Regions from separate parts of the Homo sapiens genome. Here region 2 is linked to region 1. A link is a loop called in an ENCODE intact Hi-C map of the cell type or tissue named here. Cell type or tissue: psoas muscle. All regions are shown on one strand.

Region 1 (5,000 bases):
ACTTCTGGAAGAACTGTATTAAAATCTCCCACCAAGACCATCGTTTTGTCAAATGCTCCTCATGCTCCAGCTGTTTCTGCCTTACATATTTGGATGCCAAGTCATCTGGGGGTTTATTTGCCAAAGGAATAAAGGAACAGGGCCCAGGAAGGTGCAGGGATCTGGCCAGGGAGGGGCAGTGGCAGGCGCTCAGCAGCACCCAAGACTCACCACTGAGCAGTGAAGTCCACAAACTCGGGGGAGAAACGGTCGGCTGGGAGCTGGGGGGACGGCTCCTCCACCACCTGCTTCAGCTGCTGGAACGGGGTCCCCCAGGACTCGTAAGGGAACCGCAGGATGGCCATCTCAATCTGCAGCGGGGACAGGGGGTCAGAGGCCCCGGCCCCAGATACAACCACGCTCTGCACCCAGGAGCGAGGGTTGGGGGCTCCCACCCATCCTGGTACCAGAGCCAGGCGTCAAAGCTGCACAGCTGATCTCCCTACCACATCCCAGCAGAACAAAGGCGAGAAAGCCGGGGATGCCAGCTCTTAGCTCCTCCGACCCAGCCAGCAGGACCCAGCTCAGGAAGCAGATTCAGCCCACACCGGGACTGGTGGGACCATCATAGGGTTTTCAGAAAACCTGAATTCTGAAGATTTTACAAAACAATGCAGGTTCCAGCTGCTCTGGAAAAATCTGAGGAGCTGGCAACTTTGGGCCGTAGCCTCATGAGCCAGGTGGGCAGGTCCCAGGTGGTCACAGCCAATCCCCTTCCTAACATCTGACCATCTCAGACTTCAGCATCTGCTGTCATTAATTTGGGCTGTTTTCACAGAGGAGGCACATGGGAAATGCTACACACACACACACACACACACACACACACACACACACACACACAGCTGTCTCCAAGGCCGCGGACAGAGTGTGAGACCATGAGGCTGCTTCGCCTCTGCACCCGTGAGCCTGCAGCCTCATCTTCTGCAGGGCCCCAGCAGTTTCCCTCCTAGACAAGTGGCCTGTGTGGCCACATGTGCCCTGCTGGATCCAGATTTCCTGTGGGTGACATCGGGCCGGTGGGTCTCTGTCCTCGCTCCAAGCTCCCAGCCCTGTGGTTGGCAGGAAGTCATCATGGAAGGGACGGACTAGCTAGCTTACAACCAACTCTGGGCTCCAATCATGATGACTGGATGGAAAAAACAAGTTATGTCAGCCCTGGCCCCGGCCTGGAAGAACAGAGAATTCCGAGGCTCCAGCACAAGGGCCCTCACTGCCGGCCGTCATCACCATGATGAACGGAAGAGACCTCAGCACAAACACTTGGCACTGGCAACTGGAGCCCGGACAAGACCCTAAGGACTGTGCTGAGACTGTGCCTCCCATCAGGCTAGAGGCCCTTTCCAGCTCAGACAAACACACCCACACAGGCAGGGCCCACTGCGTGTGTGTGCATGTGTGCATGCGTGTTCACAGGACAAAACCGTACCGATTTGGGGGGCTTTTCTCTTAGAATTTTCACTGACTGCAATATGTAGAGCAAGTACCCCATACGAGCTACAGGAGAAGGACCAGCGGCCATGAGAGTTATAATTAGAAAAGCAGAAGTGTCCAAACCTTCAACCTCGTACTCCTTTATTTTTTCTAAAGAGCTCAAAAAATGAAAAACAACAAAAATAGCCTCCAGACACGAAGATGTGCCATATGGTGTTTTCTGCCAGGAAATACTAAGAAACAGCCTGAATGTCCAGCGCCAGGGGCCGGCCCCACCATGGGGGCGGAGACCCAGCCAGGACCGTAGTCGCACCCCTGTGACTCCCCAGCGACAACACTAACAGGCCAGCACCCAGTCAGCACTTGCTCCTGGCCAAGGGCCATCCCCGGCATGACCCCTGTCTGTTCTGGGTGATTCCCACTGGCATCCTGAGGCTTGTGCAGTGAGTGGGAAAAAGCCAACGCCAAGAGAGCTCTGGGGCCCTTGCAGGATGGGGGGAGGCCGAGGCCAGAGCCCCACCCAGGGGGACTCTCCCGACTCTGTTTCATCAGTCGCTCCCCCAGGATGGCTGAGAATTTGAAATGGAAGGAAAACAGCAGGAACAAGGGAAACAACCCACATCAGCAGACAGGGTGACTGAATGGTGGCAGATGGTTATGGAGTCTTTGGAAGGGATACATACAGGAGTCTATTATAATTTAGAGAAATTGGCCAGGTGCGGTGGCTCACACCTATAATCCAAGCACTTTGGGAGGCCGAGGCAGGCAGATCACTTGAGGTCGGGGGTTCGAGACCAGTCTGACCAACATGGAGAAACCCCATCTCTACTAAAAACACAAAATTAGCTGGATGTGGTGGTGCACACCTGTAATCCCAGCTACTTGGGAGATTGAGTGAGGCAGGAGAATCACTTGAACCTAGGAGGCAGAGGTTGTGGTGAGCCGAGATTGCACCACTGCACTGCAGCCTGGGCACCAAGAGCAAAACTACATCTAAAAAAAAAAACAACAAAAAAAACAAAAAACAAAAAAAACAGAGAGAGAGAGACAAATATGAACAACATGTAATGCTACAAAATTTTTTTTAAAAAGTTTTTTAAAAAGAAGCATTACGAGGCCAGGCGCAGTGGCTCACACCTGTAATCCCAGCACTTTGGAAGGCCAAGGTGGGTGGATCACGAGTTTGAGACCTGCCTAGCCAATATGGTGAAACCCCATCTCTACTAAAAATACAAAAATTAGCCAGGCATGGTGGCGCACGCCTGTAGTCCCAGCTACTCGGGAGCCTGAGGCAGGAGAATCACTTGAACCTGGGAGGCGGAGGTTGCAGTAAGCCGAGATCGCACCACCGCGCTCCAGCATGGGTGACAGAGCGAGGCTCTGTTTCAACAACAAAAAAAGAGAAGCATTACATATTGTTTGTATTTCTCTAAATTTTAATAAAACGTATTTTATTATATGTAATAAAAATATTATATATATAATATAATGCACAATGTTGGCACTGAAACGGGGTAAGAGGTGTCTCTAGGTAGAATAACTACAGTCATTTTCCCCTTACTGTGCCTCTATTTTTATGTTAGGTTTCCACTACGTTTGTAACTTGTGAAAGAAAAACCTAACCTGTGCCTAAAGTGACCACCTCCGCCTCCCGCTGTGTGCACCTGCTGATCCTCCATTAAGCCGGGAGCATTCCCTGCCCTTGAACCTGGGCTGGCCTGTGACTCGCTGACCAACACAATGAGGCAGAAGTGATGCTGTGCCAGTTCCAGGCCTAGCACTTCAGAGAACTTCCTTTTAGATGCCAGCCATCATGAAAGAACTCCAACTCTGCTGACACTGCCATGCTCTGAAGCCCAGGGAGCAGGCCAATGTGAGTAAGTTGCATGGAGAGGCCAGGCAGAGGAGGCCCATGTTTGTGAGGCCGTCTTGGGCCTTCCAGACCAGCCCAGCCCAGCCATGACCCCAGCCAATCCCAGGTACAGCAGAAGAGCCATCCAGCTGAGCCCAGCCACAGTGGTGGAAACATGAGAAATAAGAAACCGCTGTTGGTTTGGGTCACTAGGTTCTAGGGTGGTTTGCTATGCAATATTTGATAACTGAAATATACACTTAGCACACACTTGTCCAAGTTCCACCAGCCATATCAGAAGGCCACTAGCCATGGTGGCCCCAACAATCATGATGGATGGACAACTGGAAGGGAGACAGGGAGATGGGGAAGGGACATAGGGTGTGTGTATGTGTGAGGTAGTCATGAGCAGGGTCTCTAATATCCAACCAGTTCTGTGCAGTCTAAATACAGCAAGAACTTGTCCTTTGCATCAAACTTAGGACTTGGAAAACTGTTATTGCAGATACAGCACCTGCCTTCAGCCTGAATATTCCTCTCCACCTCAAAAAAAAAAAATTTTAATTGAAAAATTACATGTCACCAATTAAAGAAAATTGAAGGTATGGCCCAGTCCCACCTCTCTGACAAAATTATTTCGACTTTGAGTCTTTCCCAGTCACTGTCTACAGATACACTATTTATAAAGTTACAGCCACAGGCCAGGCGCAGTGGCTCAAGGCTGGGCGTGGTGGTTCACGCCTGTAATCCCAACACTTTGGGAGGCTGAGGCAGGTGGATCACCTGAGGTCAGGAGTTTGAGACCAGCCTGGCCAACATGGCAAAACCCCGTCTCTACTAAAAATACAAAAATTAGCCGGGCATGGTGGCAAATGCCTGTAATCCTAGCTACTTGAGAGGCTGAGGCAAGAGAATTGCTTGAACCTGGGAGGCGGAGGTTGCAGTGAACTGAGATTGTGCCATTGCATTCTAGCCTGGTCGACAGAGTGAGACTCCCTCAAAAAAAAAAAAGGCCAGGCACAGTGGCTCACCCCTGTAATCCTAGCACTTTGGGAGGCAGAGGCAGGCAGATCACCTGAGGTCAGGAGTTTGAGACCAGCCTGGCCAACATGGTGAAACCCCGTCTTTTTTAAAAATACAAAAATTTGCCAGGTGTGGTGGCTCACGCCTATAATCCCAGCTACTGGGGAGGCTGAGACAGGAGAATTGCCTGAACGCGAGAGGCAGAGGTTGCAGTGAGCTGAGATCATGCCATTGCACTCCAGGCTAGGCAACAGAGTGCAACTCCGTCTCAAAAAAAAAAAAAAAAAAAAAAAAAAAAGATAGCCGGGCATGGTGGCACGAGCCTGTAATCCCAGTTACTCAGGAGGCTGAGACAGGAGAATCACTTGAACCTAGGAGGCGGAGGTTGCAGTAAGCCGAGATCGTCCCATTGCACTCCAGCCTGGGCAACAGAGTGAGACTCCATCTCAAAAAAATAAAAATTAAAAATAAATAAAGTTATAACCACATGATGATGATAACAATGGTAGCAGCAACACCAGTAAAACCCACAACACCTGCGTCAACTCTCTACCCACCAGACACTTCTCTTCGCTCGCTCCCAACCCTCCCTCCCTCTCCTCTGACCCAGCCACCCAGGCACACAGCAGGCACAGCCCCACCTCAGGGCCTT
Region 2 (5,000 bases), 360 kb before region 1:
CAGATATGGTGAGCCCATCCTATCTCACTCGGAGGGGGCCCAGATTGGATCTGAAGGGGAGTCCCAAGAACCCAGCAGGCATCCCAAAGCTCCCGCTCCCTTGGTGGGAGTTGGTTCAAGGAGGTCCTGACGACAGGACTCCTGGGGGTTTGGCCCCAGGACAGCACACCCGCGGTACCCTCTCCCACGCCACCGCAAACTGGACCTCGGATCCAGTCACTGCCGAGGCTGCAACAGGAGCCCCTCTGCTACCGCGCAGTAGCCATTGTTTCAAGGGGCAGCAGCCTGACTTCCAGCACCGGAGCTTTAGTCGGCCTAGCCAATGTGCCTCCACGAGGCTCTAGCTGATTGTCTCGTCACAGTGATTTCCACTGTTGTCTTGATATCCAGTCCCTGAATTTTGGCATAGAAGGAGTTCTCCATGGCTGTGCTTCAGTGAAGGGGCTTTGTGCCTCCGGCCTGTCTTGCAGGAGTCTTAATACCCTTCCCATCCTGTGTTGCCTCCTTGCTAGGATCAAGACGACTGCACCCCAGCCAAGGACAAAGGCCTCACAGGTGCTCATTGTCCACCCGCAGGACAGTGCCCACAGACCTTCAAGAAGATGGTTCTCACTCCTCTCACCCTTTGCCCTCATTGAGAAATCTACCCACAGCTATACACTGGGACGGAGAAGGAAGCTGGCTACAAGATGGGGCAAACATGTCTGTCACTCAAACGCTGGCCTTCCTGCCAAGTCACCCATTTGGCACTTTCTCCCAGATGTCCGTGATAGTGGCATTGTGCTGTGGCATTGGCCTCTGCTCTGTCCTCCCTCTTGCTCTGTCTGCCCAGTTCCTGTGAAGCCTAGAGGCTTCTTAGTCTGGCTCAATGTCTTCAACAAAGAACACTTCCCAGTCCATTAGGGAGAAATTTCATTGGGGTCCCTTTTATGATTGCTTCCCTCTCCAAACCTATTTCTGGATGATAGGGTATGATGATCCTGGAGTTCTGGGCTTCCATACCTGTCTTGGACAGGGGAGCTCCCTTTGTCTGCATGTCCCAATGATGGCTTTGTGGTCAGTCCAGGAAGGGCGGGAGGCAACCCCACCGTGGCTGACCTTTGCCTTCTAGAAAAGTTAGTGTTGCATCCCACCTGCCCTTCCTCTCTCATTCCTGAAGGCCATCTGGTTCCTCTGCTCCTGGGGAAAGTGCCTCCAAGCACTGAATCTTTTGGCTGCCACGGATGTCAGGGAGCCAAACGGACTGGGTTTTTCTGGGTGCAGGGGAGGTGGCATCAGGGGTACCTACCGGTGGCGGAATGTCGGTGTGGTGTCATTTGTTGAAACCTCTTGGCCCCTCTGGCAGTCATCCCTGAATGTGGCTTGGACTCAGGCACAGGCCCTGTCTCACAGGTTTTCTAGTGTGCTTGGCTTTTCCTTGGCTTTGTGTGGGAGGTCCCAGCGACCCACCTGTGCACACCTGGATGTCACTATCTGTCTCAGCATCGCCCCATACAGCCTCAAAGACACACACTGACTCCATCTGCTCTTGGGGAACATTAGTGCCACGTGTGGTCACATTGGCTCCATCTCGGACTCGCCTCTGTCTCTCCTTGCACATGTCGTGGAAAGCAGTGTCAGGATGCCAGAGCCCCGAACCTTGGAGATGAAGTCAGGCCACAGCTCCACCTAGGAAGGAGGGAGGCAGTGGGCTCATGGATCAGTGCATTTTCAGCTGACAGTATGCCTTGCAGCCCTTAGGATCTTTCTGTGCCCCAGCGAGACCCTTCCCGCCTCACTGCATTGTAACCCCATTCCTGATCACCCCGTGGGATCCATAGTCAGATCTGAAGAGGAGTCCAGAGAGCCCAGCCGCACCCTGAAGCTCCTCCTCCACTGGGAACCGAAGCAGAAGACCGATCAAGAAGGTCCTGATGACAGGACCTCTATGGGTCCAAACCTTGGGCCTCCTGCAGGACCCTCTCGTAGTCCTCTTCCCACCCGCCGCCTCGGACTGCGCTGCCGCCGCCACCGCTGCCCCAGTCCCCAGTCCCCTCAGCCGCGCGTCGCCGCCATTTTTTAAAGGACCCGCCGCCTGACTCCGGAGCAAGCGGGGATTCGGCCTCGCCAGTGCGCATGCACAAGGCCTGAACCTCCGCTTTGGTCGTAGTGATTGCCACTGTTGCCCGAGGATGGGTCCCTGAGACTTTGCGAAGTAGGAGCCCCGTGTGATTGTGCGTCAGAGTCGGGTCTGAGAGCAGTCCTGGCCAGGGCATTAAGAGGATGGTCTCCGGAGCCTGGGATTCTCGGAGGGTCGACCACCAGGAAGAAACCTCAGAAGGAAGAAACCTCAGGCGGATCGCCAGGGCGGCAGCGCGAGATCCCAGCCTCAGGCCTGGATTCGGGGAGGGTGGACGAGGGCCCTCTCCCAATCTTCACTTCACCCGCCGCCGCCCCAGTCCCCGCAGCCGCCGCTCCGCGGTCATTTTTCTTTTCTTTCTTTTTCTTTTTTTATAGTCGGAGTCTCACTCTGTCACTCAGTCGAATGCAGTGGCGGGATCTCAGCTGACTGCAAACTCTGCCGCCCGGGTTCAAGTGATTCTCTTGCCTCCGCCTCCCGAGTACCTGAGACTAGAGGGATTAGTCAGAGTCGGGACTGAGACCAGTCCTGGCCAGGGCATCAACAGGATAGTCTCTGGAGGCCGGGATTCACGGAGGGTCGTCCAGGAGGAAGAAACTGCGGGCGGAGGGCCAGGGAAGCAGCGCGGGTTCCCAGCCTCAGGCCTGCACGGACGGTGTGCCAGTGAGTCTCTTCAAAAAAGGAGAGGTTTGCTTGTGTGCCCGTGGGCTGCTCTCTCACCAGTGGGTTGTAGTCGTGGAGAGCAGAACCCTGAAAATTCAGGGGCTGCCTGGGGGTAGGTGTTACCGTGCCACTGCTGTATGTCTTTGTGCGTTTGTGTGTGTGCGTATGTCTCTCTCTTGTTTCTCTCTCCCCCCTTTCTCACTCTTTAGCTCTGTGTCCGTCTGTGTGTGCGTGTGTGTGTGTTGGGACACATGTGCCCTGTGTGCCAGAGGGCGGTATCTTCTACGTCCACCTTTCCTGTGGTCAGCCTCTCTCCGCGTCTCTGCCTGGCTTGTGTGGCCCGTTGTCAGTCATTTTTCTGGCGGTTCCAGTTTAGGTTTGTGAAGGTCCAGATGAGGTGGGGAGCTGCGTCTCTCTTGAAAGAATTTAAATCACCTCCCCACCCTGAGAGGCCTCTTTTCTAGGATTAAGGCCTCACCCCCCAGCCAAGGATAATAGCCTCACCGGAGAGATCATTGTCTACCTGCAAGAACAGTGCAGAGCGACCTGAAAGAAGATGGTTCTCATTCGTCTCTCTCTTTCAACTCCTTGAAATATCTAGCCACAGGGTAACACAGGTTTTGAGAGGATGGGAACGGAACGTGGCAAGGATCTGTGAGTGTGCAGGCTGTGTTTCACATATCATTAAACTTAGTCTAGTGAGGGTTCTGCAGATAGCTGGTGTTTAAGTTTGTTTTATTGAATCAAGGAAAAGAAAAAATGCTAAGAAAAAAATGACACAACTTGCCTGCCAGCCCATCTGACTGTTACAAATTTAATAGTAATTTTAATTTATCTTCTCATGTAAAGGTCCTTGGCAGTGATACCTAATTTCCTAAGATAGCCTTGCTTTATATTGTATGATTAAGATGTCATGCATATCAGACTATCTGGAAATTCTTCCCAACGTCCTTGACATACGTGATTAATCACATTTCCAAAATAACATACCAAAACGAATAACAGAAAATCATTTTAAGTTGTGGTTCCTTCATGCACAAAACATTTCATGTGTGTCTGGCACTCTTCCGGCCACAGATTTCATCTTAACCTAAGTATTGAAATGCTTGTGCCCTTTGATTAATGTTTCTATGTAAATACTTTGATAATAAGCTACATTGAGGCCAGGTGCAGTGGCTCACACCTCTAATCCCAGTTCTTTTGGAGGCTGAGGCCAGCAGATCACGAAGTCAGGAGATCAAGACCATCCTGGCCAACATGGTGAAACCCCGTCTCTTCAAATATACAAAGAATTAGCCAGGTGAGGCCAGGCTCTGGCTCATGCCTGTAATTCCACACTTTGGGAGGCTGAAGAGGGTAGATCACCTAAGGTCAGGAGTTCGAGACCAGTCTGCCCAACATGGTAAAACCCTGTTTCTACTAAAAATACAAAAAATTAGCCGGCTGTGGTGGCAGGCGCCTGTAATCCCAGCTACTTGGAAGTCTGAGGCAGAAGAATCACTTGAACCGAGGAGGCAGAGGTTGCATTGAGCTGAGATCATGCCACTGCACCGTCTGGCCTGGGGGACAAGAGTGAAACTCTGTCAAAAAAAAAAAAAAAACCTGGTCTATACTGAAAATACAAAAATTAGACCCTGAAGGTCACGTCCAAATGAGAAAGACATTGTTTGTCTCAAATTGTCTGACACTAAGGAATAGTGCAGACTGGACAAGTGAGGTGACTGACACCTGTAATCCCAGCACTTTGGGAGGCCGAGGCTGGTGGATCACCTGAGTTCAGGAGTTGGAGACCAGCCTGACCAACATCGTGAAACTCCATCTCTACTAAAAAAAGAGTACATGAAAATTAGCCGGCTATGGTGGTGCATGCCTGTAAATCCCAGCTACTCAGGAGGCTGAGGCAGGAGACTTACTTGGACCTGGGTGGCAGAGGTTGCGGTGAGTGGAGATCACACCACTGCACTCCAGCCTGGGCAACAAGAGTGAAACTCTGTCTCAAAAAACAGAATAGTGCATAGTAAAAGCAGATTTATGTATGTATGTATGTATGTATTTTCAGAGAAGCAGGGAATCTGGAATTTTGGGTGAAATGTCTGTTTCCAAAAGCTGAAAATGCTCTCAAATGGAAACTTCAGGTTAGCCTATATCAAACTTCTCCTTGTTCTATGTGTGAATAGCATGGGACAGAGGGAACAGCTTGAGCCAAGGCAGGATGGTG

Evidence for each region. A loop is a pair of places that touch in the nucleus more often than their neighbours do. Peaks named below come from ENCODE experiments on the same cell type or tissue, not always from the same donor. Only the 100,000 strongest peaks of a DNase experiment are listed, where the experiment ranks them.
Region 2: it touches region 1 in a loop (8-fold over the local background); 1 of 110 quality-filtered maps calls a loop at or near these places.

The regions. Positions count from the first base shown.
Region 1 is chr17:21,307,492-21,312,491 of GRCh38, reverse strand. MAP2K3 (mitogen-activated protein kinase kinase 3) reads right to left here. Exons shown (of 12, transcript NM_145109.3): 10 at 211-350. Among named protein-coding and RNA genes, the nearest start is that of MAP2K3, 25 kb to the right of the region's middle. RefSeq lists enhancers at 1-505, 2,830-3,329. In psoas muscle, no CTCF peak of the experiment used is centred here; DNase peaks (open chromatin) are centred at 1,261 and 1,881; H3K27ac peaks cover 1,377 bases.
Region 2 is chr17:21,671,714-21,676,713 of GRCh38, reverse strand. No RefSeq gene overlaps it. Among named protein-coding and RNA genes, the nearest start is that of KCNJ18, 18 kb to the left of the region's middle. In psoas muscle, no CTCF peak of the experiment used is centred here; a DNase peak (open chromatin) is centred at 2,746.